Regions from separate parts of the Homo sapiens genome. Here all the other regions are linked to region 1. The links are chromatin contacts, found by Hi-C or POLR2A ChIA-PET in ENCODE. All regions are on one chromosome and are shown on one strand. The core of a region is the stretch at or near the end of the contact, and the rest is flanking DNA. Distances in the headings are between cores, read along the strand shown. Region 1 overlaps CRTC3 (CREB regulated transcription coactivator 3). Region 2 overlaps BLM (BLM RecQ like helicase). Region 3 overlaps IQGAP1 (IQ motif containing GTPase activating protein 1).

The links. Hi-C counts contacts between places; a loop is a spot of excess contacts on that map. ChIA-PET counts read pairs that join two places held with the same protein, here RNA polymerase II (POLR2A). Pooled maps may share reads with other maps.
Region 2: a loop to region 1 is called in a pooled map, with 2.7 times the contacts of the local background. The contact joins two enhancer-like sites. A Hi-C loop is called at or near these places in 2 of 50 pooled maps. POLR2A ChIA-PET finds 5 or more read pairs at or near these places in 2 of 52 experiments (WTC11 and activated T-cell).
Region 3: a map of left ventricle myocardium superior shows a loop between it and region 1 (2.4-fold over the local background). The contact joins two enhancer-like sites. A Hi-C loop is called at or near these places in 1 of 168 maps with a recorded cell type or tissue (left ventricle myocardium superior). POLR2A ChIA-PET finds 5 or more read pairs at or near these places in 3 of 52 experiments (A549, A673 and activated CD4-positive, alpha-beta T cell).

The regions. Positions count from the first base shown.
Region 1 is chr15:90,618,896-90,622,474 of GRCh38, forward strand. It overlaps CRTC3 (CREB regulated transcription coactivator 3), which reads left to right. Exons shown (of 15, transcript NM_022769.5): 9 at 846-895. CRTC3-AS1 (CRTC3 antisense RNA 1) reads right to left here. Exons shown (of 4, transcript NR_120372.1): 4 at 1,114-1,258. Among named protein-coding and RNA genes, the nearest start is that of LINC01585, 40 kb to the right of the region's middle. RefSeq lists an enhancer at 1,911-1,960. Within about 2 kb of position 1,621, at least 5 of the 41 ENCODE cell types and tissues checked have a DNase peak (open chromatin) inside an H3K27ac peak, as active enhancers do.
Region 2 is chr15:90,785,128-90,788,706 of GRCh38, forward strand. The region is part of intron 14 of BLM (BLM RecQ like helicase); the gene reads left to right. Among named protein-coding and RNA genes, the nearest start is that of BLM, 70 kb to the left of the region's middle. Within about 2 kb of position 1,289, at least 5 of the 41 ENCODE cell types and tissues checked have a DNase peak (open chromatin) inside an H3K27ac peak, as active enhancers do.
Region 3 is chr15:90,478,037-90,481,615 of GRCh38, forward strand. The region is part of intron 26 of IQGAP1 (IQ motif containing GTPase activating protein 1); the gene reads left to right. Among named protein-coding and RNA genes, the nearest start is that of CRTC3, 50 kb to the right of the region's middle. Within about 2 kb of position 1,680, at least 8 of the 41 ENCODE cell types and tissues checked have a DNase peak (open chromatin) inside an H3K27ac peak, as active enhancers do.

The DNA.
Region 1 (3,579 bases), core at 371-2,870:
TTTTATCAGAGGATAACTATGTCTTCTCCACCAAAGAGGGCAGTGGTGTGCCCTCCTCCCTGAGTACCAGGGACTGGTCTCTGGAAAGAGATGTTCATCTCCCTTGGTTCTTGTGGATTTGTAATACTCATTCCTGTCCGTCTGGAGCTTATATTCTAGTTGAAATAGCTTAGTTTCTTCTGACATTCATTTCTTTTTTCACCCTGCTTTTTTCTTTTATTTATTTCATTTCCTCTCAAGCCAATTGGAAAAGAAATGTTTATTTAAAAGCTCTATGTCGTCCAGACCCAGTGGCTCATGCCTGTAATCCCAGCACTTTGGGAGGCCGAGGCGGGTGGATCACCTGAGGTCGGGAGTTTGAGACCAGCCTGGCCAACATGGTGAAACCCCGTCTCTACTAAAAATACAAAAATTAGCCGAGTGTGGTGGTGCATGCCTGTGATCCCAGCTACTCGGGAGGCTGAGGCAGGAGAATCGCTTGAACCCAGGAAGCGGAGGTTGCTGTGAGCTGAGATGTGCCACTGCCACTCCAGCCTGGATGACAAGAGTGAAACTCCGTAAAAAGCTCTATGTGTAAAACATTGGTCTTTTAATGTTAATCCAGAAGGTAAATTGATAAGGCATCAAATTAGGAAAATGTATTAATATTATGCCTCCCTTAGGCCTGGAAGTTTGAGTTTAAAAAAGTCATGCCAAAACCTAAAAGGCTGCTGTGTGAGGACTCTGTCGACACGCAAGCTCTCACTTGCGCCCACTAGAGCCTCAAGGTCCTTACGAAGACACTTTTCAAAAACTTGAATTTGGCTTTACAGCGAGTAAGCCCAGCTTTCATTGTCTCTTCTCAGATTCAGTCCCTGTCAGGACGCCCTCGATCCTGTGATGTTGGAGGTGGCAAGTAAGTAATATTCTTTCTGTTCGTGTTTCAGGGACTATCCTGAAGGTTTTTCCCAAAAGTCTCGCTGCTTTGTTACAGAACTCTCAGAAACGTAACTTGCTATGCATAAATTGAAAGTCAACTGCATTTTCATAAAAACAGCCACTCTCTTTTGATACTCATATTTCATCTGTTTAAACTAATTAAATTACATGACTATAATAACAAACAAAACTTACATAAGTATGTTTGAGAATCACACAACTGACTCTTGGTAAATACACAACTCTCCGGGTAGAAGCAGTGTCAGAAGCAGAAACGTGCAGGAATCGAGAGGAGCCTACCAGCCCCGAGCTGTGGCAGGCTGTGGGCATCGGTGACATCCTGGCCAGGGGAAAAGGGAAGCATCAGTTCACCTGGCAGCTTAATGGCACAGAAGTTAATTAAGAGAGTTTCTGTGAATGTACTTAATGTCACTGAACTGTACACACAGAAATGGTTAAAATGGTAAATTTTATGGTATATTTATTTTACAACAATTTAAAAACATAAATGGAAGATAAATATATTTTCCATTTGCAATACAAAAAAGTTTCTATGAAACCATTAATTTGTTAGTGGATTTAATAGTATGCAACTTCACTCCCTAAAAGGTTTGAGACAACTTACAAAAATATAGTACAAGCAAATGAAAAAGGAAGTTCATGAGGAAGTTGAGTCTAAGAGAGAACGAGGAGATGAGAGAGATAATGAGGCCCTTGCCTTAACAGAAACTGCCTTGGGAGGGCCGGCTGGTGTGCTGCGTGGGACGGTACAGACAGCTGCTGGGGAGGTTCACAGAGAGGACCCCTTGGAACTCGATGGGCTGTGTCCTGAGAGAGCCCCAAGGAGGCTTCCTGGGGCTGTTTATCATAGTGTCCGTGAGAGCAGTCCCACCACTTGGAACTGAAGCCAATTCAGAAACAGCAAGGCTGCAGGGCCAAAATAATGTGGTTTGGAAATGGGATTCTTGCATGATCTGACTTAGTACATACAATCACCAGTGGGTCAGTGGGTGAACTAAATCCACTTCAAGCAGTCATTGAATGTGATTTCCCCCAACAGAGCTTCCTGTGAGTATCTCACAGCAGCGCAGTCAAGGCACTCTCTACTGAGTACCTGGAGCTCAGACATTCTTTCTGGCAGGTTAAACGTAAACTCAGGTGATTTGCTGAGCTGCGCCACGGGTTGATGTTTGCTTCAGAAAGTGGGCAAGCCTGCCAGGACGCATGCCCAACAAAAGACAGGCCGCCGAGAGGTGCAGGACATTCCCATGGAAGGGGCAAGCTTTTCCTCAAGGGAGTCTCCCTCAACCTAGTCTGGTTCAGGGGCTTCCTGGTAAAATGGAAATTTGGAAACAAAAACAAAAACAAAAACAAACATTTTCCTCAAGAATCAATTTTGGCTTAACCATCAGATAACCTTCAGGCTCTGAAAGCCTAACATTATAGAATTGGGCTGCAGTACTTTAGCCCTCAAGAGGTTTTTGTTGTTGTTGTTTAGTTAGTTTGTTTGTATTTATTTATTTATTTGAGATGGAGTATCGCTCTGTCGCTCAGGCTGGAGTGCAGTGGCATGCTCTTGGCTCACAGCAACCTCTGCCTCCCAGGTTCAAGCGATTCTCCTACCTCAGCCTCCCAAGTAGCTGGAATTACAGACGTGCACCACCATACCTGGCTAATTTTTTTATTTATAGAAAAGATAGGGTTTCACCATATTGGCCAGGCTGGTCTTGAACTCCTGACCTCAGGTGATCCACCCACTTTGGCCTCCCAAAGTGCTAGGATTACAGGCATGAGCCACCATGCCCAGCCTGTTTTGTTTTTAAAGATAGATAGGGCCTTGCTATGTTGGCCAGGTTGGTCTTGAACTCCTAGTCTCAAGTGATCCTCCCAAAGCACTGGGATTACAGGTGTGAGCCACCATGCCTGGCCAACCTGGAGAGTTTTAAAGCAGGTGTTTCTTAGGTAGAGAAAGTTGCTTTCTTGCTCTTACTTTACAGATAGAATTCCATTCAGTGACTTCTAGTCATGCAGATATTTATTGACCCCCTAATTCTTGGCACTGGGTTAAACAATGAACAAAACAGATCAAGTTCCTGCTTTCGAGGAGCTAATAATCTAGTAGAGCAAGATGGGCAGAAACAAATAAGCAAAGCACAGCAAAAGTCATGTGTGGGTAAATGCACTGAAGGAGACGCAACTGTGGCAGGTGGACAGGCAGCCACCAGCGGGCGTTGAGGAAACCTTTCTGATAGTGTGAAGCGACGCAGAGAGGGCTCCAGGCAGCAGGAACAGCAAGTGCAAAGACCCCAAGGCAGGAGTGGGCCTGGAGTTCAAGGAGGCTTGTATTGCTTGGATCTGACGCAGAGAAGATGGGAGTCGTTAGAGGGTCTTGAACCGGGGGGCGCATTACTTTCCTTAGATCAGTGGTGACTCCGTTAGGTAGTAACTATATTTGGAAAGGAACCACCTGTATTTCTCCCAGCTGCAGAGGAATTGTGTGAACGTTACTAATGACCTGTTTCACAGTGGTCACATTTTTTCCATCCTTGCTCTGTGCTGTTGGACGCTTCTCCCTGCCGCGCCCCTGCTCTCTCTGCCTTCACTCCCACCTGATCACCCATGGATCTTTCTTCTCAGTCAGAAAGCCCATCTGCTGTCACG
Region 2 (3,579 bases), core at 39-2,538, 170 kb after region 1:
CATATAACCAAACATGCACATGTAGAATGCAAACTGTTTTTACCTTGAAGGTAGTAAACATCAAAATAAGACTGAAATTTAAAAAACAGATTTTCTTTGAGACTTCTAAAGTTGCTTTTTCTTTCATAAAAAAAATCTGCTTGAGATATAATTCACATATCATAAAATTTATCCTTTCAAAGCAAACAAGTTAGTACTTTTTAGTTTATTTGCAAAGTTGTACAATAATCATCTCTATCTAATTCCAGAATTTTTGATCACCATAAAAAGAAACCTCATACCCAGTCACTTCCCCCACCCCCTAATGCCTGGAAACCACAAATCTACTAACTACTGCTAACCTGTTTCTAGAGTTTATTACTCTGTACATTGCATGTAAATAGAATCATACAGTATGTGGTCTTTGTGACTTTTCTTTTTTTTTTTTTTTTCCGGAGACAGAGTCTCACTCTGTCGCCCAGACTACAGTGCAGTAGAGAGATCTTCGCTTACTGCAACCTCCGCCTCCCAGGTTCAAGTGATTCTCCTGCCTCAGCCTCCTGAGTAGATGGGATTACAGATGTGCGCCACCATGGCCAGCTGATTTTTGTATTTAATATTTTTAGTGGAGACTCAAACTGGTCTCGAACTCCTGGCCTCAAGTGATCCACCTGCCTCAGCCTCCCAAAGTGCTGGGATTATAGGCATGAGCCACCTCGCCTGGCCTGTTTGCTTTTATTTAGCATAATTTTTTCAAGATTTATCCATATTTTAGGATATATGAGTACTTCATACCTTTTTATGGTCAGATAATATTCTGTTATATGGATATAACACAGTTTGTTTATCTACTCATCAGCTGGTTAGACATTTGGCTTGTTTCGTTTCTTTCTTTTTTTTTTTTTTTTTTTTTTTGAGACAGGGTCTTACTCTTTCATTCAGGCTAGAGTGCAATGGCATGATCTCTGCTCACTGCAGACCGTACCTCAAACAATCCTCCCACTTCCCAAGTAGCTAGGACGACAGGCGCACCACTATGCCTGGCTAATTTTTTTATTTTTTGTATAGACGAGGTCTCCCTGTGTTGCCCAGCCTGGTCTTGAACTCCTGGGCTCAAGTGATAATCCTGCCTCAACCTACCAAATTCCTGCGATTATAGGTGTGAGCCACCATCCCCGATGTGTTTCTACTTCTTGGCTACTATGAATAATGGCTTTGTGAGCATTCACGTACAAGTTTTTCCACGGACATATGTTTTCAGTTCTCTTGGGTAGACACCTGGGAGTGGACTTGCTGGGTCAAATGGCAACTCTTTGTTTAACTTTTAGAGGAACTGTGAAACTGCTTTTCAAAGTGGCTCTGCAGTTCTGCATTCTCACCAGCAATGTATGAGGTGCCAGTGTCTCCACGTCTTCACCAATATTTTTTATTGTCCAGCTTTTTTAATGTATTCATCCTTGTGTGTGGGAAATGGTATCTCTTTGTGGGTTTTTTTTTATTTACATGGAAGACCACACACGTGAATAATTCAAGCAAGGAATTCACGTCACCCAGGCTGGAGTGCAGTGGCGCAATCTTGGCTCACTGGAACTTCCGCCTCCTGGTTCAAGCAATTCTCCTGCCTCAGCCTCCCAAGTAGCCGGGACTATAGGCACATGCCACCACACCCAGCTTATTTTTGTATTTTTAGTAGAGACAGGGTTTCACCATATTGGCCAGGCTGGTCGTGAACTCCTGACCTCATGATCCGCCCACCTCAGCCCCCCAAAGTGCTGGGATGACAGGTGTGAGCCACCACGCCTGGCCCTCTTTGTGGTTTTGATTTGCATTTCCCTAGTAACTAACAATATTGGGCATCTGTTTCCGAGATGAGAAATTTGCCGTCACCCAGGTGGGTGGGGAGGAAAGCTGAAAATACTTTAGGCATCTCTTTTTTTTTTTTTTTTTTTTTTTTTTTTTTGAGACGGGAGTCTCACTCTGTCGCCCAGGCTGGAGTGCAGTGGCGCGATCTCAGCTCACTGCAAGCTCCGCCTCTCGGGTTCACGCCATTCTCCTGCCTCAGCCTCCCGAGTAGCTGGGACTATAGGCACCCGCCACCACGCCCGGCTAATTTTTTTTTGTATGTTTAGTAGAGACGAGGGTTTCACCACGTTAGCCAGGAGGGTCTCGATCTCCTGACCTCGTGATCCGCCCGCCTCGGCCTCCCAAAATGCTGGGATTACAGGCGTGAGCCACCGCACCCAGCCTACTTTAGGCATCTCTTATTGTGGTAAATGCCAGCCTTGGATAGATCCCTCTAAATGAAAGGATGAATTTCAGCAAAACAACTAATAATTACTTGGAGCCAATGAAAAGTTTCAGCTCAGGAAAAAGTATTTACTTTGAAGATTCAGAGGAAAAATATCTCTCAAAATTGTTTTCTCTGGGAAAACAGAAAATTTTAGAGGATATCAGTTTAGTATCCCGAGAAAGATATAAGAAGACTTAATATACGTGAACTAGTAACAACTTCCATAAGATCACAGGGTGAGATGAAGGGAGAAATAAAAATCCAGTTTATGGCCAGGTGCAGTGGCTCACCCCTGTAATCCCACCACTTTGAGAGGCCGATGTGGACGGATCACCTGAGATCAAGGAGTTTGAGACCAGCCTGGCCAATATGGTGAAACCCTGTCTCTACTAAAAATACAAAAATTAGCCGGACGTGGTGATGGGCATCTGTAGTCCCAGCTACTCAGGAGGCTGAGGCAGGGGAATCACTTGAACCTGGGAGCCGAAGGTTGCAGTGAGCCGAGATCGTGCCACTGTACTCCAGCCTGGGAAACAGAACAAGACTCTATGTCAAAAAAAAAAAAAGAAAGAAAAATTCAGCTTATCCAAGTAAGAAAAACAAAACTAAGAGCAGAATTATATATTAAGACACAAATGGAATGACTCAGTCTCAGTGGAGACAATAGAATCAGTGATGTAGTGAGTAGCTTGAGAATGCAAGGGAAAAAAGAGATTAAAATGGGGTGGGGTGGAAATTATCTTTGTTGACAAAAGGAGGTAAGGATTCAGCCTAAGAATAGTAAGTGTACCCAAGCAAGAAAGCAGGATAATTGAAACAGATAAGTGTGTTATAAATAAATACATAACAAATATATAACAAAAATAATAGAAGACTGTCTTCAGAATTGGAAGAAGGAAGACTGGGACTGAAGAATTTCGTACCCAGCTCACTGTCATTTATGTTGAAACCAACAAAAGGTCATTTTCAGATATGCAAAAAGTTTAGAAATACATCACTCATTTGTCTTCACTGAAATACTGATTTTAGTCTTCCCAAATTAGTTTATATATTTAACCCAAATGCCAGTGTTTTGTTTTTTTTTTTTTTTTTTTTTTTGGTTTTTTGTTCTTTTCCCTTTGATAAACTTTTTCTAAAGTTTGCCTGGAAGAATATTCAAGTGAAAATAACTAAGAGAGTTTGGCAAAAAACCTAATAATACAGGAACACTAGTTTGCAGTACATTATAGGCAGATCAGTGGAACAGGAAAACATGTAAAAACAATACATGATAAGGAAAAAGTTTGCATGAAAGGGCCAGGCATGGTGGT
Region 3 (3,579 bases), core at 430-2,929, 140 kb before region 1:
GCTGGAGTACAGTGGCATAATCTCAGCTCACTGCAGCCTCCACCTCCCAGGTCTAAGCAATTCTCATGCCCCAGCCTCCCGAGTAGCTGGGATTACAGTTGCACGCTACCACACCTGTCTGATTTTTGTATTTTTAGTAAGACTGGGTTTCACCATGTTGGCCAGACTGGTCTCGAACTCCTGACCTCAGGCAATCCATCTGCCTCGGCCTCCCAAAGTGCTGTGATTACAGCTGTGAGCCACCACACCCAGCCTCAAATAGTTTTTCTTTAGAAAACTGTGCTTTCTAAGTTGTTGACCTAGTAATAAATTCACTTATTTAGCAAATATTTATTGAGTATTAACTATGTGCCAGGCATTGTGTTAGAGATGTGTACAGTAATGCAATAATGAGTGAAACAGACATGCTTCCTGCCCTCTCTTCATAGTTCATTGGGTGGAAGAGACACCAACCAGGTACATAAAAATAAAAGCATAATTAAACATTGAAGAAAGTTTTATGAAGTTTTATGTACGGTTCTTTAATGGAGACTTTATAAGAGGGAGCTAACATAAGGTGGTTAGGGAAAGCCTATCCCGGAAGATAAAATTTCATTTAGCTGAGGCCCTAAAGCTAAGATGAACCCAGCCTTACTAAGAGCTAGGTGCAGAGTGTTTATGTCTGAACACTCTAAGCTGGAGGGTGTAGGACTTAAATGGACCCTGGCATAACTAGGGATACAGTTGAATGAGAAGGTTCATATAGATTGGGTGAGATCACTGTGTTTCATTAAAGGAAAAAGAAAACGGTGTGGAGTGAGCTTCCCTGAAATATCGTGAGTTGGGCTAATTAAATTAACGTATTACAGGAGATAGCTGAGCTAGGGCCATAGCGTAACCACCAACATTCATTTATCTAAAGCAAAAGTGTGCCAATCAAATATTGGTAATGCTGGGAAAAGGGAGTTCAGAATGCCAAAACGTTTCTGGTTTTATTTGTCTTGGGTGAGGACCCAGAGGGGTGGGAGATGGAGGTGTGAGCAGCATGGTCTGTTGTGGTTTTTTCTTGTTGTGGAGTAGAGTTAGATCATGCATGAAGCTCTCTGGGCATAGGTGGAGTAGCAGCTGTCCACACCATTGCTATTCAAAGTGTGGTTTGCACACCAGTAATGGAAAATCATCTGTGCACACTGTTTAGTTTAACTGATACTTTTTTTTTCATAGCAAGATTTTCTTAATGAAGGAAGTAATGTATTGATTTACATTCTGACTCATTGTCTTTATCTTGTCTTTGATCAGTTTGTAGACTGGCACTGGTCCACACTTTGAATAACACTATTCTTCATTCTACTTTCCATGTACCCGGATGCCAGGCAAACAGGGAGTTTTACGCTGGGTGGAGAACGGAACATTCTGCTGACTCCTTGAAAGGGCTTATCTCACCAGCCATGGTAGCTCACGACTGTAATCCCAGCTCTTTGGGAGGCTGAGGTGGGAGGATTGCTTGAGCTCAGGAGTTTGAGACCAGCCTGGGTAACATAGGGATACCTTGTCCCTACTTAAAAAAAAAAAAAAAAAAAATTAGCTGGGTGTGGTTGTGCACACCTGTAGTTCCAGCTATTCCAGAGGCTGAGGCAGGAGGATAGGTTGAGCATGGGAGGTTGAGGCTGCAGTGTGCCTTGATGGCGCCACTGCACTCCATCCTGGTTGACAAAAAAAGAAAGAAGGGGCGTTTCCTTATTAGGAATCATTTGGCATCTGATTGGTTCTCAGTACCATGTAGGTCTGTTATCAGGACTCAGATCATTGCAAAAGTCTTTTTAATTTTTTTGCCTGCATACCTGAGGCCCACATCCAGGAATGTGGTCAGCCAAGTGCAATACTTGTCTGGGAAGTTTTGCCTGCAACCCAGGGCATTCCTTGCCGATAGCCCCATGTACACTGGCTCCGGGCTTCTCAGTTATTTCCTCTGATGGTCCATGAGTCAGTCATTTTCAGATCCAAAGCCCGCTGGACATTTCAGGATTGGTTTTCTTGTGGGTACCTATAAGAAACTGGTGTCTTATTTTGCCTTTCATAAAATGGAAATTGAGCCAGGCATGGTGGCATGCACCAGTAGTCCCAGTTGCTCAGGAGGCCAAGACAGGAAGATCGCTTGAGCCCAGGAGTTTGAGCACTGCCTGGGCAATGTAGACCCCATATCTTAAAAAAAAAAAAAAAAAAAAAGGAAATTGATTTGAACTCTTTTTAAGATACCAGTGACTGTGAGGGATGGTGGTGTGGTGGGGATCTGTCCTGCAGGTAAGCATCACAGGTCCCTTAGCTTTCTTCTTTTACTTCAGCCACCATACACGTAGCAAACTGGAATCTTGTCACCTCTTGGGAATGTTCTTTCCTAAAATCTCAAAGTTAATGTTCTGTTCTATCACCAACGTTTTTTAGCATATTGATTCCCTTGCTGGTTACTACTTTTAAAACTCATATAAATAATAAAATATACAATATTCTTTATTGTTAAGTTCCATGTATTTATTTATTTCTCATAGAATGTTTCTGTTGATTTTTGCAGAATTTTTGTGTTCATAGTCTACCAATTTTAATTTAGCCATGCTATGACAAATGAAGAGGGGTATCCCTATCTACTTGTATTTTTCTTTTTGTTGTTGTGGTTGAGACAGAGTCTCGTTCTGTTGGTCAGGCTGGAGTGCAATGGTGTAATCTCAGCTCACTGCAACCTCTGCCTCCCTGGTTCAAGCGATTCTGCTGCCTCAGCCTCCCGAATAGCTGGGATTACAGGCATGCGCCACACGCCTGGCTAATTTTTGTATTTATAGTAAAGATGGGGTTTCTCCATGTTGGCCAGGCTGGTCTCAAACTCCTGACCTCAGGTGATCCACCCGCCTCGGCCTCCCAAAGTGCTAGGATGACAGGCGTGAGCCACCACACCCGGCCTCTACTTGTATTTTCTAAGGCTGCCATAACAAATCACCTCAAATTGGGTGGCTTAAAACAACCGAAAGTCATGGTCTCACAATTGTGGAGGCCAGAAATTTGAAACCATTATCATGAAGTCGAGGTGCTGGAAGAGCCACGCTCCCTGCAGAGGCTCTAGTGGAAACTCTGTTTCTTGACTCTTAGAGCTTGTGGTGACTGTTGACATCCCTCAACTTGTGGCTGTGTGGTTCCAGCCTCTGCCTTTGTGGTCACATTGCCTTCTCTTCCCCTTCTGTGTGTACCAAAGCTCTCTCTGCCTCTTTTTTTTTTTTTTTTTTTTTTTTTTAAGACAAGGTCTTGCTCAAGCAGTCCTCCCACCTCAGCCTTCCTAGTAGCTGGGAATGCTAGCATGTGCTGCTGTGCCTGGCATAGCACTCCTATCCTTGAAGACCTCCTTCTGGTTTCTAACAAAGTCCAGATTTGTCAGTATCATATACGGGGTCTGTCATGGCCTGCTCCCTGTCTGCTTTTCCACTGTCATTTCTCCTGTCTCCCCTTCCTTCCTAGAAGACTCTTCCTCTCCTTTTTTCCTGAGTTCAAGCATCCCTTCGTTTTGGAAGCTTTCCTTGCTTTTTCCATTCTGAGTTGAAGCCCTTTCCCTATGGT